2 separate regions of the Homo sapiens genome follow, and region 2 is linked to region 1. The links are chromatin loops, found by intact Hi-C in ENCODE. Cell type or tissue: Calu3. All regions are shown on one strand. Links, peaks and the distances in the headings refer to the core of each region. The heading gives the core; the rest is flanking DNA. Region 1 holds the start of FIGN (fidgetin, microtubule severing factor). Region 2 has its middle 57 kb from the start of FIGN.

Evidence for each region. Peaks named below come from ENCODE experiments on the same cell type or tissue, not always from the same donor. Only the 100,000 strongest peaks of a DNase experiment are listed, where the experiment ranks them.
Region 2: it touches region 1 in a loop (2.3-fold over the local background); 3 of 110 quality-filtered maps call a loop at or near these places.

The regions. Positions count from the first base shown.
Region 1 is chr2:163,723,801-163,739,564 of GRCh38, forward strand. FIGN (fidgetin, microtubule severing factor) reads right to left here and starts at 12,208. Exons shown (of 3, transcript NM_018086.4): 1 at 12,038-12,208; 2 at 11,103-11,272. The coding sequence starts at 11,127. LOC107985957 (a long non-coding RNA gene) reads right to left here and starts at 10,141. Exons shown (of 2, transcript XR_001739759.2): 1 at 1-10,141. RefSeq lists enhancers at 12,815-13,331, 13,332-13,847. In Calu3, for the core only: no CTCF peak of the experiment used is centred there; no DNase peak of the experiment used is centred there.
Region 2 is chr2:163,785,573-163,801,336 of GRCh38, forward strand. No RefSeq gene overlaps it. Among named protein-coding and RNA genes, the nearest start is that of FIGN, 57 kb to the left of the region's middle. In Calu3, for the core only: no CTCF peak of the experiment used is centred there; a DNase peak (open chromatin) is centred at 9,269.

The DNA of each region.
Region 1 (15,764 bases), core at 7,510-10,009:
ATCAACTCTTAAGATATTAGAATTGCTGACACTTTTGCATGCAACCAATTAGTAAGCATATTTAATGAATGCTTATCATCTCTTCTGATGGGCTTAACAAAGTAATAAATGGTCCTTGAGCTTTCTACATTGTTTCCAAGATAATTTTTGGAGCTTTCTTAAGAGAAACAAAAATATTTTGCATCTTTTAGACGACTAGCAAGGTCCAAGTTACTTGAGTTCACTGGTCCATGACAAAGCAGTCATGGAGTATACAAAACTGCAAGAAATCTTAGTCATCATCGGATCACCTCAATCATCTCTTCTTTTATAAAAAAGTAAACTAAAAACTAAGGCTCAGTGAGGTTGAATGGCTTACCCAAGGTAACAAAATGATCTTCGACTGTGGGCTTCTGCTGACACTGTCCTTCATCATCGTTACTTTCCTGAGATGTTCTTGCAAGACTGACAGAAATGTTTTCAAAAGTCTAGATAGGTTGTTGAACTTCAGCCGGATGATGAGCTATCTGTACATGTCATTAGTATATTCAGTTCTGAATAGATATCTTCATTTTTCTAACTTCAAACCAGGAAGAATGACATTTTTTTAAAAGGTAAAAATTTTAAGATCTCTTGATATATATAAATGTTTGGTTTACATTAGAATCATCTGAGGAGTTTAAAATCTCATCTAACTGATCTGGTGTAGGGCTTAGGCAAAAGTTTTTTTATTATTTATTTATTTATTTTGCTTGTTTGGGGCTTTAGTTTGGTCAGGAAGTTATAGCAAGCATTTACTGAGTTGATACAAAATTTAACATCAAATTTTTCTAAAACCAATTCAAAGTATTCAATGATTTCAACTTCCATAATGGCAGTAAACACATTAGTTTCCAAAAGAAGCCTTAAAGGACATATACCTCCATCTTCAATGGATTTTATTCTGTCACTTCATTTGTGGCCTAAAAACTTGAGTATGTTAAGAGAGAATAAAAGAGTCTGAGAATAAGTTGAACCATCTTTAAAGGCATATATATATGTTTTCACACTTTTTAAAATTATGGGGACGAAAAGATACGGAGAATATAATTTGTTAAAATAGTGCTACATGCTATTTACTGATTATTAGTCAATGATTCTTAATAACTGATAAGGTTTTTTTTACATAATTAATATTAGGGTTTAATTTACAAAATTGCCAATATCATTCTGTGTAACAACCACATGAAAACAGTCTTTAATGTTAGCTTTGCCTCAATGACTTTCTCGAACTTGTGCCTCCTTCCCCTATTCCTACATGTTGTCCATGACAACAAATGCTGCTTTACTCTTCCCTAATATAAACCCTAATATTATCCTCTTAATTAATTCAAACTACTTCTCATGATCTAAGTATCATATTCCAGTGGCTGAAATGAAATTTGATTTTCCAGATGATCAAGTAATAACCAGTCTTGCAGACAAATATCAAAAATTTTTTAAAAAGAAAGAAAAGAAAAGAAAAAAACAGCTCTTCAAAACGGTACACAGCTAGGTAGGTAGGAAGATGGCTTAGACAGCAAGGTTCTTGGTGAGTATGCCAATAGCAAAATAGCAGAAAACATTTTCCCCTTAGCCCTAAGCAAAGGACACCAACAAGCTGTTAGAAAATAAAGACAATTTTTTTAAAAATTATGTATTTAAGTATACATGTGCATTCCAATCATATATCAGCAACACCTCCCATCTTAGTGACTGTGGCATTTTGCTGTAGTAGGGTAAAATTTCAAGGAACTACCATTACATGGTGGTAAAATTGTAGATTTTTTACCCATGATTATGAACAAACCTATATTATATGTTGTACTGTCCTTACTAGATATCTTTAAAAATAAATAGTACAAAATAGTTTACCTATAAGTTCTTTTTACTTTATGCTAAAACAAAATAAAACAAGACAAAAATTAAAAAAGTAAACAAAAAAGGCATTATTGCACTGTATATGCTCATTTAGAGGCTTATTAAAGAACAAAACATAATAAAGAGCTTTCAATTTTTTTTGTAATACTTTAACTGCCAAAAATTTTATTGATGGAGATTTCACACCCATGTTTTTAAAAAATTACCAAAAGAATTTTGCTTATGTGTAATTTTTTTCACTTTCTAAAGAGATACCAGCTCCAACTGGACATTCATTTCTGAATAAAATTCTACTATCTTACCATCCATGAGTAAATTGATATCGATGATTGGTTGATTAGTACTCTTAGAATTATAGGAAACATATTTTTCCAATTAGGTAACACTTATTGTATTCATAGTATGTTTAAAATCTTCCCACAGAAAGAAAAAGCACTGTTCATATAGGCATGTAAAATTCCAAAGCTGGTAATATTTTTTCCTTCCAGTTTGTCAGACAAGGATACAGGCCATTCAGGGTCCCAATGTCTACATTTGGGTCCTATCAGTATTTCCCTCCCAAAAACGTTGCTTAATCTTCTGAATAATGCAAATGAAAATCTCTCTTTAAAAGAGAACTTTGTACTGACTCTACTGGCATAGGATACCACGATAAGGGCAGGGGGGATAAGACCCACATCTTTTGTAAGTTGGGCCTAAAATTGACTCCAGATTTGCGAGTCATGAACAGAAAGTCAGTTTTAATATAGATGTGCTTTAGAAAGTAAAAATGGTGATTATTCTTAACAAGTTACATATTGGGAATTATTCTTCAAAAATGACTCATAAAATATCTTTTTAAGTACTTAAAGTCATGAATATGTTCTACTCTTTTACCTCTGCTTGAATGTAATTTTTCATTTTCCAGGAAAGGATACATTTTCTAACTAACCCCGTTAACCTAAATACTCATAAAGGAATACCAAAAGTGTCCCTGACATCAATACCTTCACAAAGAAATATATCTATGCACATGCACAAGAACATATTCCATTTAGATAATCAAAACTGTAATTTTTATCTAAAAGATTCCCTTAGATCCATGTAATTCCTAGCAGTAAAATTTATCAAAAGCACTTAGTTTGCAAACAATGAGACTGCCATTATCTATAGCCTTATTTCTTCATCCATATACTTTAATTGAAAAGTACAAACTATTAAGCATAAAAGAATAATAGTACTGTTTATTTCATAGTATTTGTTTGATCTGAAAATGGGGATTGTAATGAAAATGCCTTCAATCTTAAGGGAACCTTTTTTATCCTACTCAGAATAATTATCTTGTAAGATTAAAATCACTGAATCATACCGAATTAAGATTTATAATTTAGCATCATTGAGGTATATTATTTAAAAGAAAGAGTTTACAATCTTCAATTTGAAATTGAAAGGGAAAAGAAATGAACAGATGAAAAATAAAAAAGCTCTTTTTGGCACAACAATATACTATATTGCCACTTATTTACCCAGATTCCTAGTTTAATCATTTTTAAAGCAAAACATTTAATATGAAAATACAAGATTCCAAGTATAGGAGTAAAGCAGGAAAAGATGAGTCCCCGTTGAAATTATACTACAGAATATGGAGATAGAACACAGAACATTAGAAAATGTGAATTGTGGCTAACTACCTACTAAAATATTTCAAGTTTGCAATGGCTTAGTTAAAAAAAAAAAAAATATTCCTAAACTGTGGGGTAAATTTTTACTTAAATGGGACACTGTTATAATAGTTATTTCCCAGCTTTCTTTCATTAAAGTGCCTATCAGTGTGGAGAGCAATGCCTTGTTATTACACAGGGCAAAGATTTTTCTTCTTAGAAAGTCTCATATGTAGCATTTCTCCCGACAAAGTCTAACAAGGCATTCAAAATAAGTTCAATTTTTTTCTTCCTCAAAAATATCTTTAAAGCCCCCCACTTTCACCCCAGTCTTGGATTACATAAAAGAATAGTTACTTTTTCCAAGCTCTTTGATATTTCCCTTCCTGGCAGAGTCATCTGATGTGAGAAATATCTTTTGAAAATAAATGGTGCAACTTCAAGTGCACTCAGATCCATACTTGCTGGACATTCCATCATATCTCAGTTTTGATTTGAAAAAGCCACTTGACTTCAAAATTCAGTTTTAGGTATCGCAATATGAAGTTTGATCTCATTGAGAAGTACTTTGGGAAGCAACGATGTAAATGTTTTGTCCACCTATCAGCACAGAACGTTGGTAAAGGAGTCATATGACTCTAATTTTCAGGGAGAGGGAGGTTATTGCAATACAAATTGAGAAGCTAAGTCCAGGATTTGAATACAGCATACTGCAACATTAGTGTTACCGCATGAAATGGTTACTTTTCCTCTTTAACACAGCTGTCACATGTTTATATAGCTAAAATACCACTTTCTAATGTCCACGTATCAATACTGACACTATTATAACAAGGTTATTTGGGGGTCTGCCCCCCCCTTCCTGTCACTCAATGAGCATACTTTCGTTTTTTTAATGGTCAGCATTTTGTATCAGATAATGTAGGATTTCTACATAAAAATACTCATTTTTCTTGTGCCTTAACCGAGGAGGGATAGTGGCAGTACTTGGCAACAGAGAACCTCCTAAGCTCTTACTACTACAATTATTCTGGGCCTGGGATAAGTATTGAAGTATGTAACTGCATGCAAACCATTAAACACACACACACACACACACACACACACACACACACACACAAAGTTCCTTTTAAGAATACTTGAGCAAAAAGTCACATGATATATAGGAGATATATGAGACACAGGGCAAGATGAGACAAAAGCAAATATTTCAATCCCCAGTTCAGATATAGAAAGAGCAGGAGATACTTAATGGTTCATTTCCCATCAGTTTTCTTACTCAACTCTCATTAGTATCTTTTTCGGCAGAGGCAGATGGAATCATTGTGGAATAGTCAGTCTCCAATAGGAAACCTAGTGACTTCTACAAAGGTGGCCCCAGATAAAAGTCTGTAGGTGGTGAAGGCAGGGCTGGCTTCATTGCCCCATCATTTGTTCAGGCACACAGGCCCCCACCCCACCACACAATACAGGGCCCTGCATTTTGTTTAATGCTGTGTGTTGCTGTCTTCAAATTAATTTTTGAACAAGATGCCTCACATTTTAATTTTGCGCTGGGTCTCAGAAATTATGTAGCTGGTCCTAGGTGAAGGTAAAAATGTCTCTTAATGGTGAGGATAGTAAGTCAAAAGATAAGCAAAAAGTTTAGAACGACATACAGAAACCCACGGCTTCACATTGCACTACCTTTAAAATTTTATCTGAGATGTTACTATTTCCAAGAATAATATTTCATCATGAACTAATGCATGAAAGTAGAGTTTACCCATTCTCAGATGAGTTTACTCTCATAAATAGTTGACATTTAATTATCAGTTGTTTAAAAAGCATCCAGTTGACATAAGGCAAACAGTTGAATTGGGAAAAACAAAATAGGTATATACATACACACATATATATTTCATATATCTACATACACATATGAAATATATATGAAATATATATATAGCTAAAGGGAGTTAAATGCAGTTTCTGTTCTCATGCCAGGAATATATCCATAAGCAAAATGGAATAAGTATGTAAAATACCAGCAGAAATTAAAACATAGCAAAGAAAGAGAGTAAAGGTATTTTCAACATAATGAAATGGGGTAAAAGAAAACATTTTATAGGTATTTTACATTTCATATTCTATAGTATAAAAAACTTTACTGTATATTATATATCCTTAATAACTGTTTGGTTAAAAGCTCCTCTTCCTATGAAAATGAGAACAGAAACCTAGTAAGAAGCAAATTTTCCAAAATTATAAAACATACTTTCTAAAAAACATTTCCCAACACAAAAATACCAATACTTAAGCTGAGCTATAGGGTAAAAAACGTTTAACCTTGGGCCTTCATATAATAAATCATGCATTCTACTTTCAAGATGTAACAGTTTCAAAAATGATTGGAAGCAGTGATACTATAAATGCTTTGTGAAAGTCATGAGAGCTAAAATATGAGCAAACATATCCATTTATACATATATTTAACATAAATACATCTAAATTGAAATTCTCCTTTGGATTTACTGCTTCTGATACACCCTGAAACAACAGCCCACCATATGCAATGTTAAGCAAAGTGTCAATATTCAAATAACAAGACAACAAGCAGATTTGTTGCATAAAATATGTAAATATTATTAACAGAAAGTGCCATATGATATCTCATGTTTTGATGGTTTCTGATCACCTATCTTTTCTGCCTCCTCAGTATCTTAGCTAAGACTACTGTTGTCAACAGGTACTTACGGATGTGCTGTATTGAGGCAGCGCTTCTGAGCAGGCACCTGTGGTGCTGCCCTAAGGAAACTTAGCATACCCCTTGCTTTTGATTTGCTTCGAACTTCAATGTACCATTTATTTTGAGTATATTCTTTCATACTCCTTATTCCTGCTATTTTACTTTTTAAAATAAACATTTCTGAAAGAAAATTGCCATTTAAATGATAACATCAAAAATATCAAAAAGATTAGTAATCAGCAATCATACCAAAGCAGCTATGCTTAAAATTTCTGCCAGAAGTTAAATGAAAAAGTTAATGCTAAAAATTCAAGTTTAGGAAAAAAAGAAGAAAATGACAAAATCCAACCATGGAAAGCACTTGCTAAACTGGCCATTTATTTGCAGTGTGTCAAAAAAATTCTTTCATTTTCAATAAACAATAATATAGGTACAATCTCTCTCTCTTGCTCCGTGTTTGTGTGTGTGTGTGTGTGTGTGTGTGTGTGTGTGAATTGAAAGGCAGAATTTTGGGACTTGTAAGCTTCTAAGTGGTACCCCCAAATAATTTCTAAGTTCAGTTGATTTCAATAAAACACTAGCTCTTGTATATCTCAAAAGAAAGACACATACATTTATTTTTTATTGAGAGTTAAAATTTATAGCTTTTTCTGAACCATTTGTTTATTCTAGTTTATCAATGACTCAAGAAAAACAGCAGATATGCTGATTAATCAAGTTCTATCGATCAGTAGCATATGTCAATATTTCACACAAACATCTGCAGAATAGTTTCTTCCAATCAAAAATTTATAAATCAATTTAAATTCCTGGTAATTAAATTTATTTGCTCTTCAACAATGAACACAGTACTTTATAAAGAGTAGTATGTGAAATCTGCACTCAAGAATATATTGATCAAAGGTAAAATAGCACCTTTCTATTTCTATTAAACCAAGGTTCTAAGAACTAGAAAGTTCAAACCTTAAAAGCCTGCAATTGTTTCAAATACATCTAGTAATTCTGTTGATTTTGGGCCACTAAAAGTGATTACTTAATTAGGCAATCATTCAAGGCATCCAAACACTCACACAGACAAAAACAGGGAAGTATTAGCATGGCTGTCTTCACCTTGACATGAACATTCTGAAAAACAGTGCAGACTCTCAAACTTTGTGGATCTGTCCCTATGAATGTCCTGAGTAAGATACTAAATTCTAAAAGGTGACAACCAGAAGCTCAGGAAAAAATAATTAACCTATAATGAAATTACCCATTTATCTTTTCAGGTGGTTTATATCTTAAACTATCTTAGAAATGCAAAGTAATAATACAGATGGTCTCTATAGATTCTTGGAAATACTACCTATTTTCTTCTCTCTGGTTACACTCTTATATTATCATCTAAAAGTAATTAATGAAATTTCTGCACTCTTGTATATCTATCAGAAGTAACTACCTACAAAAAGGTTTTCAAAGTTCCTGCCTAACATGAATAAAAACAAAAACAAAAAATATTTTCTATTTATGGGAAGGAAAAAAATATCAGCCCTGGAAACTCAGCTACAGGAGTCTTAAATATAACTAAAGAATAAAACCCCCTATTTTCACTCAGAAGATATCAGATACTGTTTTAAGAATCTTACTGATGAAATACAGCCAGGAGAAAGAAAAATACTCTATTTTCAGAAAAAAAAAAAAGATGTTTCTTGAAATAATTCCAAAGAGACCCTATAAACTGTGTTTTTAGGAGAAGAGAAAAGCAAATCAACTCACACATACAGCTTCCAAACAGAAGTCTTACCCTCTTCCAGGAAAACAACAATGAGACTTTATTACCCTGCTATGATTCTTTCATTTCAGACATGATTAATTAGCAAGTATTACACTTCTCAAAACTCCCACCCTACTCTTCCCTGCTTATTTGATGATAGACCCACATGAAATAACAAGTTGCCTCCAGCAGTGTAAGACAAGTATCCAAAAACTCTATTTTAAAGAAGAAACACTTCTTTCCTATCTTTGCCTCCCAAAATGAAGCAGGCTGCTTCTAACTGCTTTCACAATTTTGTTTCAACTTGGTCATTTTCCTAACAATACCTTTTCAATTTTAAATAATGCATACAACATATTCATTATTCAAGAACACATAGCATGTTTAATCTGATACCTCTATTTTTAAGCTGAAATTCCAAAGGACTTATGTGTCCATGCAGTTTATATTGATAACCATAAACATGCACAATTAATAAACAATAGAGACGATGTGTACAAGCATGTTTTGGGACATGGTTTTTGTAGAAATAATGTTTCTTTTCCAAATAAAAGCTAATTTGTCACAAATATAATGAAGATAAGAAACAAGCATGAAGGAGTAAAAGAGAGGAAGAACAGAAGAGGATAACTAAAATTTGAATGAAAAACTCTTGACTCTCTACATATTCTTCCAAAATAATCTTTCAAAATAATTTTCCTTTTGAACAATCTGTGTTCAAAACGTCCATTCCATGTGCACCAAGAAGCCAGCCATCACTAAATATATTATAAATGTATATTCTAACAATCATCAATTTATAAAGTCTGGGATTTCCCCTTCAACCTTTCAACTGTTACGTCCAGAAAACTTCACACATAGTGAAATCCTAATAAATAGATCTTGTTGGTTCCAGGAAACATTTTTAAAAATCTATACTGGTCAAAATATCCTTGCTTTTTTTCTGTTGTATTAAATTTAGGATCAAAAACATCAAAGCAGCTTCCACCTCGGACCTAACTTTTAGAGGATCAATGTGACAAGGCAGTCCCTGATAGATGTTTCTCTTGATAAACGACTTGTTCAAAAGAGACATTGTAGCTTTCATTTCCTGACCACAACACACTTTTAATTTGCAACAGCAGAGCTGCCAGAGTGTGAGCACTTGCCCACTTTCTAGTCTTTTAGGTTTGTAGCTCTGGTTCCTTTAGGCCGCACATTTGAGACAAACAAAATCTAAAAATAATCAGAGTAAAGAATTAGAAAACAAGAGCCAGTAACGCCACTTTATACATATACACAAGTGTCTACTTTATATATATGTATGTAAACTTTCACCCCTAGAATTCTAATATATGATAACAAGGCTCCTAAGTTAACATCATTTGCACATCGGACATTTAAACATAGGGAAATGAATTATGTGACTATTATTTAATAGTAAGCAGAGACTTAAGAGGGGGGCAATTTACACACTCAAATCTGCTGTTAAATGTCATGAATTATATAATTGCCTATGCCAGTATGTTTTTCATGAATTATTGCAATGATTATTATTAGTACTACCTAGAAATCACATTTAAGTATCAATACGGTGAACAGTCAAACCATCCAATTTCTGCTCTCAGCACATTGTCCGAGCTCCGATTTAAAATTTATAAATGTAATATCCTCCTCATCACAGGCAGCAGCCCAATCTGCTCTGAATATATATTACAGCTTTAACATCACAGAGGGAAATCGCCCATCTGGCAATCCCATTCGCTCCAACAGCTCCGGGGGAAAAAAAGCTGTGCTCTCTCCTCCTTAAAACATTTCTCAGGGCAAATTATGTGCATCTAAAATAAACAGTCTTCTTATTGATCGCTTCAAAGTCAACAAGTTCCAAATGCAAAATTCAATCAAATCTTTCCTATCGTGTAAGTGTGGTGTGTATTTAGCTCAATAGTCACCAGAGTCCAACCAGACGTGTATGTCGCGCAACGGGTCTTGTAGTTCCTCTCTTCGTATTCACATTTGTGTTAGGAGAGAGCAGTGACCACGGCCACACTACAGACCCCTGGCAGCTTTGCCCCACTGTTATTTCTTTTTTCATATTCTCTCTTTCCTTCTTTCTCTCTTTTCAGGAGGAATTAACGGTCATGGGGTAAACATAGCAACAACCAAAAAAAAAAAAAAAAAAAACAGTCTAAAGTGGACATATCCTTTGGTTATGCAAAATACTTTAACATCTTTTTGTTGTTGTTGTTCCCTCTGTCTTAATTGAATATTACAAAGTGTACACAGGGCACTGCCACAAGAGCTATTGAAAATCCCCTCTCACTCCATTTAACTGACTTTTTTTTTTTGTAAAGAAAGGAAAGAGCGATTTCAAACGAAGTCAATTTCAGTGCCTGATTATTTAATTCTGTCACAAGTTAAAAGTAAAAAGCGCTGACAGGCAGACGAGTGAATGGAAAGGGGGAAGAAAAACCTATCCCTACTCTTTAAAAGACATCAAGGACTTTGGACAATCAAAATATAATTTTTATTTTCATGTAAAAGACACCTCTTCACTTACCCGCCCCCCCCAAAAAAAAACCACACTCAGAAGAACTGATTACTCCACAAAGTGCAAACATCAAGAGCAGATAGTCAAACTGCATTAATAGATTGAGAAAAATAAAATTTTCATCCAGTCCTGTTCCTGTGTGTGTACATATATATAGATACACTTTCATTAGTTAGTAATCTTTCCCAACACTCCTGCCCTCTCCCCTTTGCCCAGCCTCCCTCCTTCAAAAAAAAAAAAAAAAAAAACCCACACTGAGTTTAACTAATTTACATACTATTTGACTTCAGCAGTTATATATATATAGTGCATTACTAGTAACGTGCAACTTCTGGATGACAGCTAAAACCGATAAAAGTGGATTCAAGTAATATATTAATCAAAACTGCAATATACAAACAAGTGATAGCAAAAGAAAAAAAAGCATGGTGACATTAAACATATATTTTTTAAAAAAAGGAATTCTATATCATGAGCAACTGCTTGCCAGGCAGTCTTCAATGGTTTTATCATGCTATTTCATTTGTCTTTCCTATTTAGATGCAAAGGAAGTAAATTCCAAAACTGACATACCATAAACACTGGTGCTACTGATCATTTCTTGCTGGCAGCACAAAAAGCTGAATTGGATTTCTCACAAGCAGGAATTCCAAAGGTTGCTTTTCATTAAAGCCACTTTTCCTCTCAGCTATCAAATGTCACTGCCTTGAAACGTGGGCCCTTTCGTCAGGTATTCATTTAACCTACATGCATATAATTAAGGGGGAAAGCAACATCAACAAAAAGGGGATCTCAGATCACAGGAGAAGAAAGAAAGGAAAAAAAGCACATGACCAGGAATGCAAGTCCATGTCAATTTCACTCACTCCCATTGAAACTAACAAGAGCTCCGGGGAGGACGGTAATAGGATCAGTGGATTGTATATACCATTAAATTATACATCTTTCTCTCCCGTTCCTTGCCAACAATACGCCCACCACGCTGTACCCCCTCCTAGATGATGTGCTTACATTTTTCTGCAACCGATCTTCTGACATTTTCTCGTTCCCCCAGCCACGAGATTGTAATTTAACCTCAACTTTTTGTGTGTGTGCAAGATTCTTATTTACACTTCTTATTTACTTAGAAGTTAGTTCCCGAAGAAAGTCTAGCCCCACCCTATGGCTCCGCTTTCTTATTTTTTTATTTTTGAAGTAAAAAGATAGTAATAAGTAAGCCCAATATAGCGAAAAGCGAGATTCTTGCAATCGCGAACTCTTAATCCCATACTATTGTTACAATGATTAAGCAGCAAAAATATGCATTATAATGTTTCAGGGCTACTTTGAACAGAGAAATTAGACAGCAGGTTGGCGTACAGAATAGAAACGAGTGGAAATTGAATTTAATGTTTACGGCACAACTGAAGATCTCTTTTAATTACAGGTCTTGGATGTATTTATATTCTTTAAAAATAAAACAAAAACAAATTTAAACAGATGGTAGAAAACTACGAAGCTCCTCTTACCTGAACGCGCGGAGAGAGAACCCGATAGGTTAGCGTAGCATCGATCCGATGTGTTTGCTGATGAATGGAAGCTAGGGTTAAGTGAAGGTGCCTATGATTTGAAATCATTCCAAGTTTTTGAAGGGAAGACGGACTGCAGCCTCTGCCATGTTGGAATTTCAAACCCAAAACAGCTGCTTGGAAGGAGCCAGCATGCCAGAGGCTGGGCGCAGGCGCAGAGCGCCGCAGAGCCAAATTCAAATCACTTTCACACTAAGAGCCAAAGATCAGTTTTCAAAGGAGAGAGGGAGAAAGAGACGGAGGCTGCCGTGAGGGAGAGAAGACGGGAGGCAGTGGCGAGAGGCGGGCAGTGGAGAGAGACGGGCAGCGGGAGGACCAGGAGGGAGAGGGAGAGGCGCACGGAGCCCGCGGAGCTGGAGGGGGAGAAAGGGAGGCGGGAGGCGAGCCGGCGAGCGAGCTAGAGACGCGCCAGAGATTCATGGGCAGGGAGGGCTCAATGGCCGCGCCGCGCCGGCCGGCCGGCCGCTCGGGTCATGTTACACGGCCGGGGCCGCGGCGGCCGCCCAGCCTCGCCGATGCGCTCACGCGGCCCGGAGGGGGCCCCGAGGTCATGATTACGCGCGCGGGGACTCGCAGCTCTCCCTGCACGCACTCTCTGGCGGCCCAGCCTGGGGAAAGGGGAGCAGCGCCGTAGGGGGAAGGGGGCTTTCTTTCCCACGCGTGACCAGCCGGCCCCTGCGCTCCCCGGCCTGCGTTGGAGGGCCCGGGACAGAGCCGCGCTGCTCCCCGGCCCGCGGGCTCTTCCCTGCCGGTTCCCGGCCCTCTCGACAGCTGCGGCCCGTCCGCCCTTCCCCACCCCCTCTGCGCACGGGACGGGATCTGGTCTCGAGAGCCTGGACCTCACCGGCACCCTCCCCGGGGCCCCCAGCACCAGCCAGAAAACGACTTGATCTGCTTAGAAGAGGCAACTTCGGGGAGAAAATTCGCGTTCGCCCAGTTCCCCTCCCCCGCCTCCCTGTGAATAAATAAAATCCTAAGTGTCTAGGTGTGCGGTCCCCTCTCGCGCTCCCTGGCTCCCCTCCCTACCTCCCCCAGGCGGCTCGGGCTGGAGAAAGCAGCGCCCGGGGGGCCCTGGTGTCGGCGGCTGGTGCGCAGGCATAGACGTTAGGCTTCTGCCTTCCCAACCCCCCTCTATGGAGTAATCTGGGGACCCAGGAGTGGGAAGAGAGTAGGGGCTTTGTGGTGCTGGGAGCCGAGGAAGAATGAAATGTGCAGTTGAGTGTGTTGCTCGCATCCCAGGGAGCAATGCAGTGCTGATTGTCTGTTGCTGAGATAGCCTTTTGTTCGGAACATAAGGTTTAAGAAACACACACACGTTTTCTGGGGTCTCTTGTTAGATGTAAATGTGCGGCATCCAGACGCTTACTATGCAGTGTAAGCTCAGTTGGTTTACTAATCACCCCGCCCCACCCGCAAACAATCAGGATCATTTGAATGGGAACCTCATTCAGACTTCTAGGCTGAGAGTATTGCCTTCAACCTATTTCATTCTAGACTAGCCAACCATCCAACTGAGATAATAAAGCAAACAATAACATTTGATCATGATGTCTACGAGATAATGTGCCCGGCAAAGTTCTTTAGGAATTGTAATGAGAAAGAGAGTGAATTGGGTCATAATTTCTCTTCGTTTTCATTAAATATGACTTTAATAGATAAATGGTGAGTTTATACTTTGGCCTGGTAGACATCCAGTCTTCTATATTTCAACGAAGCTAAGAATGAAAGAGGCAAATTATATATTCCACCAGGAGCCCATCAAGCTGAAAATGTTACCTTTGAAGGTTGGAACCGAAAATGCACTTGCTGAGGACTGACCCTCCTCATAAGGGTGTTCACATTTCCCCCAGCTTCTCTGTTGTAGATTTGATAGCCTAAATTGCAGCTCTCCAGATGCTGAAATGCAGCTCTTTAAAAATGCCAAATATATACTTTGAAATTAATTCCATTCACCTTTTATGATGTTCTTACCTTTGAATGGATGCCTTTAGCTAACACACTGAGAAATAAAAATTATTTCAGTTAAATCTAGGCAGATGACAGAATTTAAAAGACAAAAAAAGAGTGATTCGAGATCCTAAGAAATATTTCTAAGCAATGAGATTTCTATTTGGAATGGATTTGACCTTTCTGTGAATTTTTTAAAAAAGGAGTCTTCGAAATAAAACAGAAGAACTTTATTCTGATGTAACAGAGAACACTGAAACCTCTTTAGTTATATTTTACAAGATGGCTTTGAAAATGATATTACGAAAAGTTGTTCATTGGATTTTACCACAAAGAAATAAGTGTAGGGAAATATCTGTGGGTCACTGTTGGATTGAGTACAGATGAATTAAAAAAAAAAAAAAAAACTGTGAAGCGCTCATAATCGCAGTTATTGCCCATTTGGGGAATGACGACCAAAAGTCCTCTGGACACACAGCAGATGCTCTGTGCAATTCGGGCAAAACTGCTCTGTTCTTGTTTGTTAAAAAAGTTCAGAGCTCATCAACCTTTAACATTAAATCCTAGCGTTGAATTTACAGTTCCTTGTGTAAATTCAAATAGTGAATAAAATATATAATACAGTGCCCACTGAATATAAAAACAATGTATTTTGATGACAGACTTAAAGCCATTCATCTGTAATATCTAAAATAAAACAACCCCTGCTCTTTAAAAAGAGGAGGAAAAAGTGTGGTCAGCAAGAGTTTATTAATAGATAATAACTGTACCTTTCCAATTCCCTTATAGATTCATTTGAAATACACATTATAAAAAAATCATTCAACATGCAAATAAATATAATTAACTTTGGAATCAAATAATTGGAAAACTGTTCAAAAGAGCACTGGATAGAGGTACAGAGTTTCTAAATTGTTCAAAATTACATATACTCTGGGAATAAAAGACACTTACATAATAGAATATACATTATGGGACTTCCATAATAATAAGATACACAGGAGAGTTCGTCATTGCACTATTTCTCCCTTTTTTTTTAAGTATAGGTAAAAGTTGCTTTTCTCCAATTATTTTAAGCAAAGGAAAATAAAACTTGACTTTCTTTTCCACAGAGATTCATGGCATTGTTTGCGATGTTCAGTTTTTGTTGTTTTAATAAAACTATCTTTAATTATGTGGTATGATTAAAAAGCACTTTAACAGTCATCATATTCTGTATGCATTTATCTTCAAAACTTTTAATCAAAAGAAATGTTTCTGGCTGTAGCTGACATCCATCTCTATAATATCTTTTGAAACTTCTTGATATAACATGAGAATTAAATATTGAGTGTTTAAAGGAAGTTGATTGGCTAGTCAGGGAAACAGTTATTTCAGAAAATAATAAATTTGACTAATTTTTCCCACTCTATTAGCAATATCATTTCTCTTTCTATTTTACTTTTTAAATGCACAGACATTATAATGCATAACATTTTGACTAATATGTGAAATTCTAATACACAGTATACTCAAACTTGTGCTTTTTAAGAAAATCAGAAGAAAAATCAACATAACTCTTCTTCAGGAGTGTGTGTGTGTATGCCTTCCTTTCAAGATAATTCAGAGGGGAATTCTACTTTTTTCTGCTTTTTCTTCTCAAAATAATGTAAGCAACAACAACAAAAGTGAAGGTTAAGGGAATAAGCAAAGTGATACTGAATGTGATTTTGCAAATGAC
Region 2 (15,764 bases), core at 7,884-10,383, 62 kb after region 1:
AATGGATTTATACCATCACCATCCAGGGTCTCTAGTTTACTGACTGCAGTTCTTGAGACTTGTCAGTATCCATAACCTCACAAACTAATCCCTTATAATAAACTTCTTCTGTCTATGCATACTTTCTGTTGGGTCTGTTTCTCTGCAGAACCCTGACTAATACAGGGAATGGGTCCCTAGGAGTCTGAACATTGCTTTATATTCTCTGAATAAGCTGATCATTAACTAGCTTTGTTACCCAAAGAGGTAAGCTACTGTATTTTCTCTTCAATCTTTTGTGTATGGTTTTACTTGCCGCTAAAAGAGTGATGATTTTCTCCACTGAGTTCCTGTTAGAGTGGCACTAGTCTTAAGTGTGACTAGAAATGGCATTGCAGGGCATATCCAGTGTTCCTAACTTTGCCTTGCTAAGCTACTTTGAATTAAGCTGTGTAAGAAAAATGAAATTAAAAAGATTTTTGAAATATCTTTTGATTGAGAAATAAGAAATTGAGAAATATGAAAACCAACCTCGTAACTACTTTCTGTCATTTTTCCTCCCAAAATCTGTTCAGTGAAAACTTATGTCCTTTTCTGTTTGCTAGGCTTTTTTTTTTTTTTTTTTTTTTTTGAGATGGAGTCTTGCTCTCTCACCCAGGCTGGAGTGCAGTGGTGTGATCTCAGCTCACTGCAACTTCCACTTCCCGCGTTCAAGAGATTCTCCTGCCTCAGCCTCCTGGGTAGCTGAGATTACAGGCATGTGCCACCACGCCCGGCTAATTTTTGTATTTTTAGTAGAGATGGGGTTTCACTATATTGGTGAGGCTGGTCTTGAACTCCTGACCTCGTGATCCACCCACCTCAGCCTCCCAAAGTGCTGGCATTACAGGTGTGAGCCACTCACCCGGCCCAACTGAGATAGGCTTTTCTTATAGGTCTTTTGCATCCAGAGAGTTCTTGTGAGGCAGAAAAGCTAAGGGATGTGAGTGAAATGTGCTTTGAATAACTTTATCCTGATGACAAAGGGAATACAAGATGAAGCATTACCTTTTTAAAAAGTCACTTTCCTAAATTCGTTTATTTATTCATTCATCTAACAAATATAGATTGAGCACCTACTATGTGAAAGGCATTATTCTTAGCACGAGGGACACAACAGTGAAGAAAAAATGGCAATAATGTCTGCCCTGTGGAGCTTACATTATGGTGGGGCAAAAATGACAATAAAAAAAATCAGTTAGTTAAATATACGGTATTGAGATACAACCATCTTTACAATTGGAACATTTTCCCTTAAATTTAGCCTTGTTAGTTATTATGTATAATTTTAGCATAGCTGTTTATTACAAGCTTTCTTTTTCTTTCTGTTCTTAAATAATCTTGCCACTCAATTCTATTCCATCCTATTTAAATTCGCAGGAATCCATTGACTTCTCAGAGAGTTAGGTCCCATAATAGGTGCTATGAGATTTATGAAAAAACCAAGAAAGTGATATGTTCTCTGCCTTCAGAGAACTTTCAATCAATGGGAAGTTAGGCTTTGCAGAATAGCATGTACACCAGACAAAATATTCTGAAGTAATATGAGCTCGGAGGAGCTTGAAAGGATGAACACAAATGCCTACCATGTAAAGGAAGTTGCCATCAGAGTTTACATTGATCAGCCTTAAAGTTCTAGAATGAAAGATTCTGGAATAAAGAAAGGAGACTATATCAAGACGTAAGTAAAAGAAACAACAAAAGGTGTGAATGACTATTGTATATTGGGGAGGAGGGAGAAATCTAACTAGTAATTTATAGTGCATTATCAGGGTAAGCCTGGACTAAGGAGAAATTGAACTTCTGAGAGTTTTGAATTCAAGCTGAACATGTTGAGTTTGACTCAACATATTTCCAAGAACTTATTTTGACAAAACCCTTGGGGCTCCTCTAATTGTGTGTGTGTTCGCAGTGGTGTAAGTGGAAAAGACAACTTACACACAGACTCAAAGGGCTTTTTCTATTCTCTCACTCAACAACAATCAACACAGAAGATGTCTGTGGCCAAATGTGTGGGGGTTCCTCCCCACACACCAAGCAAGCAATCAGTTCTGCAGTGGACACCAGCTGGTATCCTCCAATTCAATTAAACTCTGAGGCTATCTACCTGAAGATCTAGCATCAGAAACCACAGGTAGAGGGCCAGTTCCACAAGACTGGCCCCTCCTTCCTATGCATCGCAAGTCTGGGCCTCCAGAACTTCTTACCAAATGGCTACAAGTTGGGATTCTCATAATCCCCTCTTTCGAGTTCGATTAATTTGCTACATAGGCTCGTAGAACTCAGGGAAACCCTTACTTAGGTCTACCCATTTATTACCAAGATTATTTTAAAGGATATAAATAAACAGCCAGGTGAAGAGATACATAGGGCCACATTTGGAAGTATTCCTAGCACAGGAGCTTCTGTGCCCAAGGAGCTGGGATATGCCACTCTCCTGACACGTGGATAAATTATTGTTCACCTTCCAGTAGCCTCCACATGTTCAGCTATCCAGAGGCTCTCCAAACCCTCTTGAATTTTTATGGAGGCTTCATTACGAGGCATGATTGGTGAAATAATTGGTTACTGGTGATAAATGTAACTTTAGTCCCTCTACCCTCCCTAGATGTTGGGTCATGGGGCTGAGTCCCAAGCCTCTAATCCTGCCTTGGTCATTCAGGTGACAAGCCCCCATCCCGATGCCACCTAGGGGCTGCCAGCTGTCAGTCAATCATGATCATACACAAAGACATTGCCATGGAGGTTCTAAGGATTTTAGGAGTTATATGCCAGGAAATAGAGTGATAGACCAACTATATATTTCAAAATATCACAAATGGGGAGTAAGTTGAAGGGTTTTATTAAATGTTTGTCAAGGAAAGAAAATTAGCATAAAAAATTGCCTTAGAATTGGACTTCAGTTTCAAGTGAGAAAATTGATATTTATGAATTAATATGCCTTTCCCACATCCTCCAGCCAAATTTTGAATTCAAGATCTTAATAGTAGTTCAATGGAATTGACCCAAGGGAGCAGCCTAAGGGCTCAAAGAGAATAACTCAAGGAATATGGTCTGCTCAACCAAATTTACCTTGAATTCAGCAAGCATTTGTTGAGCACCTCTTCTATACTTATATTTCACTGAGTGCTATGAGATAAAAAAGATAAAATGTAACAATTGGCTCTTGCTTCATTCATTATTCAACATATATTTACCGAGCAACTTCTATGTGCTAAAGACTACTATTCTATTAGGCCTTGAAAGTATCTTGTGATGTTTGCTTAATAAGTATCCTTTGCAGATAATCATACTCTGACTTCCCATCCCTATTTCAGAATTTTAGGTACCATATGAAACAGAATCAGATTTTGCCATTTATATTTAGGTTGAACAAATAACATCAGAAACCAGTGCTTCTGCCAATGAAGCCAAAATAAACTTAGCTCCACTACAAATCATACCTGAGGGTCTTGCTTTGGAGAGTGATACGTCTCTGCCTTTTTCCTGAGAGGCTACTTTTCTGGCATCTCACCACTGTTTACTTTAAGTTTATTCATTGTGGACACAGAGACAGTTAAATGAATTTCACAATTCTTCTAAAAGCTGAAAAGATGTCAAATCTTAGCTTTTAAGTATAATGTTTTCCATAAGAAATAAGGGATGTAAAGGACCTCTTCAAGGAGAACTCAAACCACTGCTCGACGAAATAAAAGAGGACACAAACAAATGGAAGAACATTCCATGCTCATGGATAGGAGGAATCAATATCATGAAAATGGCCATACTGCCCAAGGTAATTTATAGATTCAATGCCATCCCCATCAAGCTACCAATGACTTTCTTCACAGAATTGGAAAAAACTACTTTAAAGTTCATATGGAACCAAAAAAGAGCCCACATTGCCAGGATAATCCTAAGTCAAAAGAACAAAGCTGGAGGCATCACACTACCTGACTTCAAACTATACTACAAGGCTACAGTAACCAAAACAGCATGCTACTGGTACCAAAACAGAGATATAGACCAATGAAACAGAACAGAGCCCTCAGAAATAATACCACACATCTGCAACCATCTGATCTTTGACAAACCTGACAAAAACAAGAAATGGGGAAAGGATTCCCTATTTAATAAATGGTGCTGGAAAAACTGGCTAGCCATATGTAGAAAGCTGAAACTGGACCCCTTCCTTACACCTTATACAAAAATTAATTCAAGATGGATTAAAGACCTAAATGTTAGACCTAAAACCATAAAAACCCTAGAAGAAAACCTAGGCAATACCATTCAGGACATAGGCATGGGCAAGGACTTCATGACTAAAATACCAAAAGCAATGGCAACAAAAGCCAAAATAGACAAATGGGATCTAATTAAACTAAAGAGCTTCTGCACAGCAAAAGAAACTACCATCAGAGTGAACAGGCAACCTACAGAATGGGAGAAAATTTTTGCAATCTACCCATCTGACAAAGAGCTCATATCCAGAATCTACAAAGAACTTAAACAAATTTACAAGAAAAAAATCAAACAACCCCATCAAAAAGTGGATGAAGGATATGAACAAACACTTCTCCAAAGAAGACATTTATGCCGCCAAAAGACACATGAAAAAATGCTCATCATCACTGGCCATCAGAGAAATGCAAATCAAAACCACAATGAGATACCATCTCACACCAGTTAGAATGCGATCATTAAAAAGTCAGGAAACCACAGGTGCTGGAGAGGATGTGGAGAAATAGGAACACTTTTACACTGTTGGTGGGACTGTAAACTAGTTCAACCATTGTGGAAGTCAGTGTGGAGATTCCTCAAGGATCTAGGACTAGAAATACCATTTGACCCAGCCATCCCATTACTGGGTATATACCCAAAGGATTATAAATCATGCTGCTATAAAGGCACATGCACATGTATGTTTATTGCAGCACTGTTCACAATAGCAAAGACTTGGAACCAACCCAAATATCTATCAATGACAGACTGGATTAAGAAAATGTGGCACATATATACCACGGAATACTATGCAGCCATAAAAAAGGATGAGTTCATGTCCTTTGTAGGGACATGGATGAAGCTGGAAACCATCATTCTGAGCAAACTATCGCAAGGACAGAAAACCAAACACCGCATGTTCTCACTCATAGGTGGGAACTGAACAATGAGAACACTTGGACACAGGGTGGGGAACATCACACACTGGGGCCAGTCGTGGGGTTGGGGGAAGGAGGAGGTATAGCATTAGGAGATATACCTAATGTAAATGACAAGTTAATGGGTGCAGCTCATCAACATGGCACATGTATACACATGTAACAAACCTGCATGTTGTGTACATGTACCCTAGAACTTAAAGTATAAAAAAAGAGAAAAGAAATGTCGTCTTATGTATGTCAAAATTGTAATGAATATACAACCAAAGGAACAAAAGAAAGCGTTGAGAGAATAGTAGAAGACTTACAAATGCTAATTGTGAAGGTGAAAGGTAGTGGAATTGGAGAAGGAATAAGATGAATTTGACTGGTAGATTTTCTCTATACATACTGAATATATGCTGAATTAAAATTTAATCAATGTCTACTACACTTACCGTCTACTAGATCTTGTGTTAGGTACTTTCTTATATATTATCTTTTTAAATTCTTCCAGGAAACTTGTGAAGTAATTTAGTACTATATTTATTTTGTAGTTGCAGAGAAATACACATTTAAAAAGTTAACTGAGTCACACAACTAGTTACTGGCAGTAGTTTGGTGGTAAGAACACAGCTGTCCTGTCACAATGACTGTAGAATGAAAATTTTAAGAAAGTAAAGATAAACCTGAGATTTCAGTATACTTCATTATAATAAGGAAGGAATTCACAGCTGCACAAACTGTCTGAACACATTGTTTTACTGTTACCATGTATTTTAATTGAAGCTATACTGCATTAATTGAAAATTGATTCTGTGAAAACCATACGATTGATCTGTATCATCCTAAACCTAAGTGAAAAGCCAAATAGAGAGGAATTAGCTATGTAAAATATTTATGTTGTCATAAAGAGCATTTAACATATCTGGCCCGGTAATCTGTTCAGTTAGAGGCGGTCAAAGTATTTGCTAATGATTGACTTTGTATCAGGTAAAATAATATGGCAAGTCTCCTACTACAAAAAAAAAAAAAAATCTTGAGGCAACAGTAATTCAGTGTTTTCTTGGACTTCCTATTATTGATTGTGCAACAGTGAAAATACCTTTCTTTGCCATTCTCAGGCAGTTGAGGTAAAGGTAAAAGAATTTTAAGGCTAAAACTGACTACCCAGGGCAATAGCTGCTTAGCCAAATAATTTATAGGGAACATGTAATGGTTTCCAGGAGTGACATGCGTCATCTTCCCACATGAAACTATGTAGAATGTAATTTTACAGCTGGGTAAATTCTCAAGGCAGGACACAAAGATCTGGCTGTGGGATGCCCATTAATGTCAGAAGGAGTCCAGGGGCTCTATTCCTCATGCCCCTCTTATAGAATGCACCAGTGTCAGCCTGCTGTGAGAGGAGTCTATTCGTTTTCTGGAAATTCTGAAGGCCAATGTTAACCAATATCATGTTGTGGATGTTTATATGACTTTACATTGATTCTTAGGATTGTCTGTGGATAATCACAATGTGAAAATGAGGAAGTCATGCATTTTCATTTAAATTTTTAAATTTAAATTTTAGATTTTTGTGGGTACATAGTAGTTGTATATATTTTGGGTGTAGTTGTATATATTTTTGGGGTACATCATACATTTTCACCCAATATAATTCTAGACTTTTTTTATTATGAAAAGGCCACTGTCAACAAATGTAATATTATGTGAAATAGAAGTCATATAATAGAAAATCTTTGCAAATCAAGAAAAAATATTGCAATGTGGTGATTTGTAATTATAATACTTACAAAATCATGATCAATGTGGTTTCAGTCCTATAACAGCATTATATTAATAGTTAAGAAAGCAAAGTCCATGTGATAATGGATAATCCCAGTATCTCAAGTCTTTACTTCTATCTCTTCCACACGAGGAAAGTGGCACATAAGTACTTGCAATATTTGTTAAAATGCCTGGTTTTCTTTTCTTAAAATTTATTATCCTTACATTCTTAAGCAAGTTCTAAACTGCTGCTCTCTAAATGTTCCCCACCTACTCTTGAATATTTTGTGTCGCATTTACTTTCTTTCCATTCTCCTTCAAAAAGTCTTAGAAACAGCCTGGTGAGGCTAAATCTGCATTGGAGAGACGTGTTGAGCAGGTAACTGAGGAGGCTGTGCCATGATCCTCTTCATAAGAAGGTAAACACAATGTAGTTATTGACTCAGAATCAATAGCGTATAATATCAGATTTTAAGAAGCACCTTTTGGATATCCATTCATTTACTTACTTCTACAATATGTACTTTTTTATTATTTTATCATTATAATTTAAGTTGTAGGGTACATGTCCAACAATATGTACTTTTTAAAGTGCCCACCAAGTACAATGGATGACAGAGGATAAAAAAAAAAATAATATACGAGATACAGTTTCAGCCATCACAGAGGAGTTAAACATCTAGATGATAGAAATGTTCTATATTTCTCTGTAACATTCATTAGTATACTGTGTTATAGTAGCCACTAGCCACATGTAGTTATTGAGCACCTGAAATGTGGCCAGTGTAACTGAATAATTTAGTTTCAAATAAAGTTTAATTTTAGTTAATTTACATTTACATTTGAATAGTCACAAATTTAAATTTGAATAGCTACCATATTGGGCAGAGCAAATTTGAAAAATCCAAAAAGTTCAGCTTGTGATGTTAAGTACCAAGAATTTCAAAATGGAGTTAATGCTATGAGATGAGTGCAAACAATATTCTTTAAGGCTCAGTGAGGTGAAATATCTCCACTGAGAAAAATTTAAAACGAATATTTAATGTAGATTTGAAAGATGTAGGCAGTGTCATTGACGTAGAACAATTAATTTTATGGAGAAGTTTAAGGGAAACACCTGCTACATATCAGATATTTTAGACACATGCTTTTATTTAATTCCCATAGCTGGGAAATGTTGTCACCACTGAATAATTGATGGATTTGGAGCTGCAATGTTAATGACCATACCCAGGTTCACCTGGCTAGTAAATGGAGACTAGGTTTGAACTCAGGTCTTCCTAACTCCAGATCTCAGGTGTGTTCTACTTTGCTAGGCTGAAGAGGGAGTGAGAAGAGAATCAAATGTGATTTAAGGGTACAAAACAGGATAACATGAAGGGTGGTGGTGCCATGACCAGAAGTGGCTTAGTCAGGCAGAGAGTTAGTTTGGAGTCACTAAAGGGATATATAAACTAGTTAGAGGGGAAGAGAACAATGAAGATTTGAGATTTGGAAGGCAACTGCCAGTTCTGATAATTTTCATTGGAGTGGTGTTTGGGTCTTCAAAGGAGAGAATGTATCCACAAGGTAAGGGGCTTACAATAAAATTCTGGGAAATATGTCCCTTTTTCAGGCCTAGAAAGGGAAGAAGAGCCAATAAAAGCATCAGTGAAGTGGTTAGAGATTTAGGAAGAATTCTATCAAGGTGGTGGTCACTAGTGTCAAATACTACACAAAGAACAAAGATGGTGATGAGGAAATCATTAGTTTCCTGATGGGAAGCTTAGTGACCTTGAAGAGAGACAGAACATGACGACTTAGGAACCCTCAACTTTCTTTAAAATTTGTACTTTCCAAAGGCCTTCTCAATGTTTCTGGGCCTTTGCTCTCATACATACCAGCTGTTTTTTCAAAATTCTTAGACAAGTTCTGAGTCCTTTAAAAAGAAAACCTTGCAGTTTTCACGAGGTTGTATAACTATTTTCCTCCTTATCTCTAAAACCCAGTTCTCTGCCTGGGACTTAGCATCCCTTAATAAACATTAGTAGGATGCATAATGAGACTAGAGAATTGGATATTTTTTCATGCCTATTTTAGTATTTTGGTTATTTTCATTAATATTAGATTATTCATTAATTATTGAACTCCTAGGCACTAAGTATTATTGGTAATACAAAGCAAATCTAACAATGTGAGATCTTATCCTGTTCCCAAAGAATTTGTAGTCTATGTGGAGGAGAGGATGAGACAAATGCACCCAAGATTGTTAAGTACTACATTGCATGAAACACAGCACTGAGAGCCATTCAGCATGCAGTGGCCAGCCAAACTAGTTTTTTAAGACATTGAGCAACTTTCCCCCATAGTGAACTTTCCTGGCACCTGTCCTCTTTCTTGGGAGCCCAGGAAATCCCCATATTCCAGCAATTGAATGAGTAAGGGCTGGCAAACAAGGGCCTGTAGAACCCTGTCCTTGCAGTAGAGCCAGTGTTCATTCTTGATTGTATGGGTTTCCTGCCATCTCAATTGCTGAATATTTTGAATATCACCCTTGGAAGTGCATATTATAAAGACTATATTATAAAGATTATCTGAATAAAGTCTTAGAAAATCAGGTAAAACAAATGACTCAGGAAGTAGGGGTCATGTTAATTTCTTTCGGTAAAAGTGATTATTAATTGTAGATTAATCACATATTAATAACAGATAGCTAAGTGCACCTAAATTTGATATTGTAATATTTGGAGTATAGCATGCAACTGCTCAGTACACAATGGATTGCTAGTCTAGCCCTGACTTTGCTGTTGTTGGGGCTCAGAAACCAATACCCCAAAATATGATGCTTTGTATATGCCAAACTGAAGAAGAGGCCTCAAGGTCTCTATGCTGTCCCCTCTGCCCCATCACCATCTCTCCTTAAGCACAGGTAAAATTGTTCTCTTGAGTTCCCTTATCTGTCTAAAGTTCAGACTTCCCAAAGAAGAAAACAATTATCTCTGGTTTCTTCCCTGAGTTTTCATTGATTGAACCCATATCTTAGGAAGGAAGACAGAAGTGTATCAACACACCTGGAGAGACTTTTGTCATAAACCGTTAACCGCTCTATGGGCCCAACATAGACTTTTGCTCCAGACCACTGACGTCCCTTAAACATCATTTATGATTCCCCTAAAATCATCCACACATCCCCATCTCCTCTTCCTCTAAGAAGTAGGGTATGAGGGTCTCTGTACCGCACTGGAAACTGCGTAATGACTCTTTTTCTCCCCATGCACTTGGTAGTAATACGTTTGCAAAGCCTTTTCTCTTACTAATCTGCCTCAGTGTGAGTCGATTATGCAGTTAACCTTCAGAGGGTGAAGGGGAAGTTCCTTTGGCCGCAACACTCTTAATTAGCTTTATGCCCTTGGTTAAGTCACTTTACCTCCTAGGTTTATTTTATTTGTTTGTGAAATAAATTGCCTGAAAAATTATTTCAGTTAGAATGATTTTGGCTGCAGGTATCAGATGCATTTTATTCAACTGGCGCAGGAACTAATGGCTCATAGCATACAAAAAGAAGTCTACTGGCAAGGCACTCTTCAGGCAGGATAAATGAAGACCCTGGCTCCATCTCTTCAAAATTCTCTTGGCTCTACCCTCTCTAGGTGTGGACTTCATTCTCAATGCTAGTGGAATAAGTGGGACATTGCTTTCTTGCTTTCTTGTGTCTTGTTCTTTTTTTTCTTTTTCTTTTTTTTTTTTTTTTTTTTTTGAGACGGAGTCTCGCTGTGTCGCCCAGGCTGGAGTGCAGTGTGCCATGTCGGCTCACTGCAAGCTCCACCTCCCGGGTTCACGCCATTCTCCTGTCTCAGCCTCCCGAGTAGCTGGGACTACAGGCACCCGCCACCACGCCCGGCTAATTTTTTGTATTTTTAGTAGAGACGGGGTTTCACTGTGTTAGCCAGGATGATCTCGATCTTCTGACCTCGTGATCCACCCGCCACGGCTTCCCAAAGTGCTGGGATTACAGGCGTGAGCCACCGCGCCCGGCCTCTTATGTCTTTTTTAAGAATGAAGAGTACCCCTAATAGTGCTAATGGTTCCAGGGTTCATGAGAGTAACTTCCATATGAACTAAATTGCATTGTTCTGATTTTTGTTTCATCAACAACCTGCGGAGTGCTGAGAAGAGTCCCTGGTAGATAGAGCATTTGATGTGGCTGCTACTGAGGGGGTCTGGTGCACATCGGGAGAAATTCAGCTGTTAGAATTCCAGACAGGTAGACCTGTTGGCACGCACTGCAAAATAAGTAAGCTGTTCTCAGCCAGTCACACTGGCCCACTGTATTCCCAAAGAAGGACAAATTCAGAGAAGATTAGTGAAGGTGTTAAGGAAGTGAGGAAAAGAAATCAGCTGACTAGCCAATACTGTTTCCTTAGTTTCTTTCCCCTGGACATTGTGATTGTACTTGTTGGTTTGTGTCCTGACTACTGCCTGATTTATTTCTGACCTTAACCTGTGTCTTATCATCTTAGATTTATGGAAAAGTTATCTCATTAACTAAAATACTGACTTTCCAATCAAGCTTCAGATCCTCAATTATTATCTGCAGCTGGTAATGAATGCATATGCCAGCTCAGGCTTAAATGAGCTCCTCTCATCCCTGCCGGATGAATTCAGTGGCAAGCACAAAGCAGTTGCTCAGTAAAGGCTTCTTGAGCTGATACTCTCTCTCCCACCAGAATATGTCTACATCCTCTATCAGATGTGCACCCTTGTGAGTGTGCCCTATTCAGCTTGTTACAGACACATGGATATTTGAACAGTTTTTCACAGGATATATTTCAGTTTCAGAACAAATGTTTTACTATGCAGTAATTGAAGGTTCTTTCCGTTTTTTATTATTGTCCTGAAAATCTGATTATTGACTATTGACTTCACTATAGACCACAAATTTATAGTTGAAAAAAGAATTATTATATTGTAAAGTAAGGGAAAAAGGACTTCTAAACTATCCTGGAAAGAGCCAGCCTCATATGGCCCTTGGATGGCTTTCAAATCTTGAAATATTTTTCCTCATTTTCTCCCTTGTTTTGGATTGAGGGTTTTGTTTGTTTGTTTTGTTATAATTCCATATATGTCTTGTGCTGGCTTATTAGCTATATTTCTTTTTTTTTTTAAAGATTGCTTTAGTGTATGTAGTATGCATCTTTAACTTATCACAATTTACCCTCAATTAATATGATACTGCAATTTCTCTCTTCCAAGGCTTTGTGCTATTGTCATACATTTTATTCCCACATATGTTATAAAAGCAAGAGTATATTGTTATTCATTTTGCTTTTAACAGTGAATTACTTTTTGTAATTTAAAAGTTAAGAAACAATCTCTTTCTTATTTACCTACATATTAACACTGTTTTTGTGCTTTCTATTTCTTAGTGCTTATCCAGATTTTCACCTGCTATCATTTTGACTCTGCCTAAGGGACTTTCTTCAATATTCCTGGTAACGCAGACTTAGTCATAATGAATTTTCTTGGTGTTCACTGTCAGAGAAAATTCCTTATTTCACCCTTATTCTTGAAAAGTATTTTCATGGTATATGGAATTCTACACTGAAATGTGTCTTTTATTTTTTCCGTTCTTCAAATATACTCATTTGCTGTCTTCTGGATTGAATTGTTTTTAACAAGAAATCTGCTGTCATTCTTATTTTTGTTCCTTTGTATATAATTTGTCTTTTTTTTTTGGTGGCTTTTCAGAATTTTATTTTTATTGCTTGTTATAAACCATTTAATTGTGATATGTGTCAGTATAGTTTTGCTCCTGGTTCTTGTGCTTCAGATTTGTAGAGCTTTGAGAGTCTGTAGGTCTGTACATTTTCTCAAAATTGAAAAATTTTGGCCGTTACATTGTCAAATATTTTTTCTGTCCTCCCCTTTTGGTGACTCCAGTTATATTTATGTCCCATGGCTCACTGCTGTTCTATTGTTTCCCAGTATTTTATATCTGTTGGTCATATTGAATAGTTTCTTTTTTGCGTGTTCATTTACTAATCTTTTCTCCTGCATTGTCTAATCTGTTGTTAATTATATCCAGTTAAATTTTTGCCAGGTATTGCATTTTTTGTCTCTAGAAATTTTGCCTTTTTGATACCATTAACATCTCTACTTAACATTCTCACTCTTTATTATCTTGAATACATGGAATATAGTTATAATAACTGTTCTAATGTCCTTATATACTAAATGTATCATCTGTATCATTTCTGGGTGTGTGCCTTTTGAGTGATTTTTCTCCTTACCATGAGTTGTATTTTCCTGTTTTTTGTTTTGTTTTGTTTTCTTTCATGTCAGGTCAGTTTTGATTGGATGACAGACATGAATTTTATCTTGTTGGGAGCTAGATATATTTTTATTGCTATAAATAATTGAGCTTTGCTCAGTACTTCAGTAAGTTACTTGGAAGCATCTTGATTCTGTTAAGGCTTACTTTTGAATTTTGCTAGGTGGGATCAGAGCTGCCTTTAGTCCAGGGCTAATTTTTCCCCAGTACCACGGCTATGCCTTTTTATGTACCCCACTTATGAATTATGAGGCTTTTGCATTTTCTTCACGGGAATATGAACTAATTTCAGTCCTATATTAATTCCAAGGATTTTCCCCTCTGCTACTTTTGCTTAGTTTCATTCCCTATGTTGGGCAGTTTCTTCACATGCCTGGGCTGATCAGTACTCAATTGAAGGCTGAAGGAGGACCCTCTGCATCTCTCTCTCTCTCTCTCTCTCTCTCTCTCTCTCTCTCTCTCTCTCGCTCTTGGTCTTTCCTTTCTGGTATTCTGCCCTGTGAACTCTAGCCTCTTTGGATTTCCGTCTCCTCCATTCTGGATACTACTGGGCATCATCTGGCTCTCCTCTCCCTGTGCCGCAGCCTGCAAACTCTGTCAAGGCAGTGAGCTAGAGCAATCACAGGGTTCACCTTGATTCCTGTCTCTTGGTGATCACTTTTCTGTGCTGCCTGATATCCAATGTCCAAAACTGTTGTTACCAAACAACATCATACAATATACCCAGGTAACAAACCTACACATGTACCCTCAAGTCTAAAATAAAAATGAAAAAAAAAATCCCCAAACCAAAATCTATTTTTTCATATACATTGTTGGATTATTATTATTTTTTCAGTTGGAGGGTAAATCTGGTGCCTGTTACTCATCTTGGGAGAAGCATAAATTGTTGAATTGTTTCTTGATATGTAAGGTCTGGTCATAAACAGCTATTTGTTTCCATTGAAAAATCTAAATCCCAGTCCCCTTTTATTCTGATAAGTGCTTCGGAATAATTTTTAAATATAAACTTGCCAAAACAGTTAGTACTTTCCATTTGCTATTTCAAGCCTTCATGGCTCTATTCTTTTCCTCTGTATATGCTTTTTTCCTTGTTAATCGACACCAGCTAATCACACTTGGCTTTCCAGTTTAAAGCTATCTTGCTCCTTTGTGTATGTATGTGTTTTGGCTCAAGTGCTTTTTAACCACTTTCACCTCCTGCAAGTTCCTCAACAAAGCCCCACAGGCAAAGTGTTTTCATACTTTATACCTACTACTTCCAAATGGCGCTTGTCATCAGGTCATTCTTTCTTCCCACAAGATCATTTCTCTGTAAGTGTAGGTACACTCTTCTAGGAATTGTAATTTGCACATTACAATGCATTGAAACAATCCAGGACTCCTTTTCTGATTCCCTATTCAGAATTTCACTGGATCTGAGTGTGCTGTTAAGTGGGCCCTGCTATATTATGTAGCAAGTGACAAAATATCTTTAAACATCTTGTCAGATTAATAAGCTTTTGTGGGGCAAACCCTCTTCATTATAAAGTCAGGCTTCTCTATCACAGACTAAGATTTCTTAGCATTTTCCCTCTGATCTGAGAAGAAATAGTTCGATAAAAGTGGCACATAATGCCACTTTTGACAAAATACATACTGCCTGTGCAATAATATTGTCCTATGTGGATCTGACTTGAGTAATCCCATTCCTTTCTATATTTCTGTCTCTTTAAAACTTGCTCTCCATACCCCCCATTTGTCAGTTAAATTGGGTTAGGAACTCGTGCAGACTCTTCTCTAGCTGGAGTAAGAAAAAAATATTTTGTTAAGATGTTAGGCAGTACTAAATATAGTTATCATTATTGTGGCCTTTATATATACATTATAATTTTGTCACAAGCTCCATGTAATATCTAGAAATTCCCTTAAAATAAAAACTAGTGAGTGTGTTATGAAATTACAGCCAGGACAGATGGCCAGATCCTGTCATTGGAAATAAAAGTAATGTTATAAGTGTATAACTCCATTGGGGAAATTGAGTACCATAATAAAGTAGACTTCCACTTTCTGCAATGAAATTCAATGACTGTTGAGGAGTTTAGGGTTTAGAAAATTGAAAAATGAAACCTTTGGTTTTTTGCCGCTGTTTGATGATGTGTAGCAAGTCCCTTTATGGACTGAGGCTAACATCCAAATAGTAACAAGCTTGCAGTGAATAGAGCCCACAGAGGATAAGCTACTAAATCCTGCAATAAAAGCTGTGTGATTTACAGTAAATTCCAGAGGGCTGACAGCACCACAGCTGAGGGCATAAACACTTCTTTCATGGCTGAAGCTTCAGTCAGCTCTGTCTGCTGTGAAGTACAATCGAGCAGCGAGGCATGCTGCTTACCAGCAATGACTTTGATAAATAACTAGGAAGTCCCACTGTTGGCTTAAAACTAGAAGTTGTTCAGTTGCAATTCTGCATTTGTCCTGCTTTAATGGGTATGGAAGTGGCTTTAGCTGTAATCTGTCAGTGATTGATTAGGCCTTGCTGAATCCCCTCTGCACTCCGTTTTCAGCTC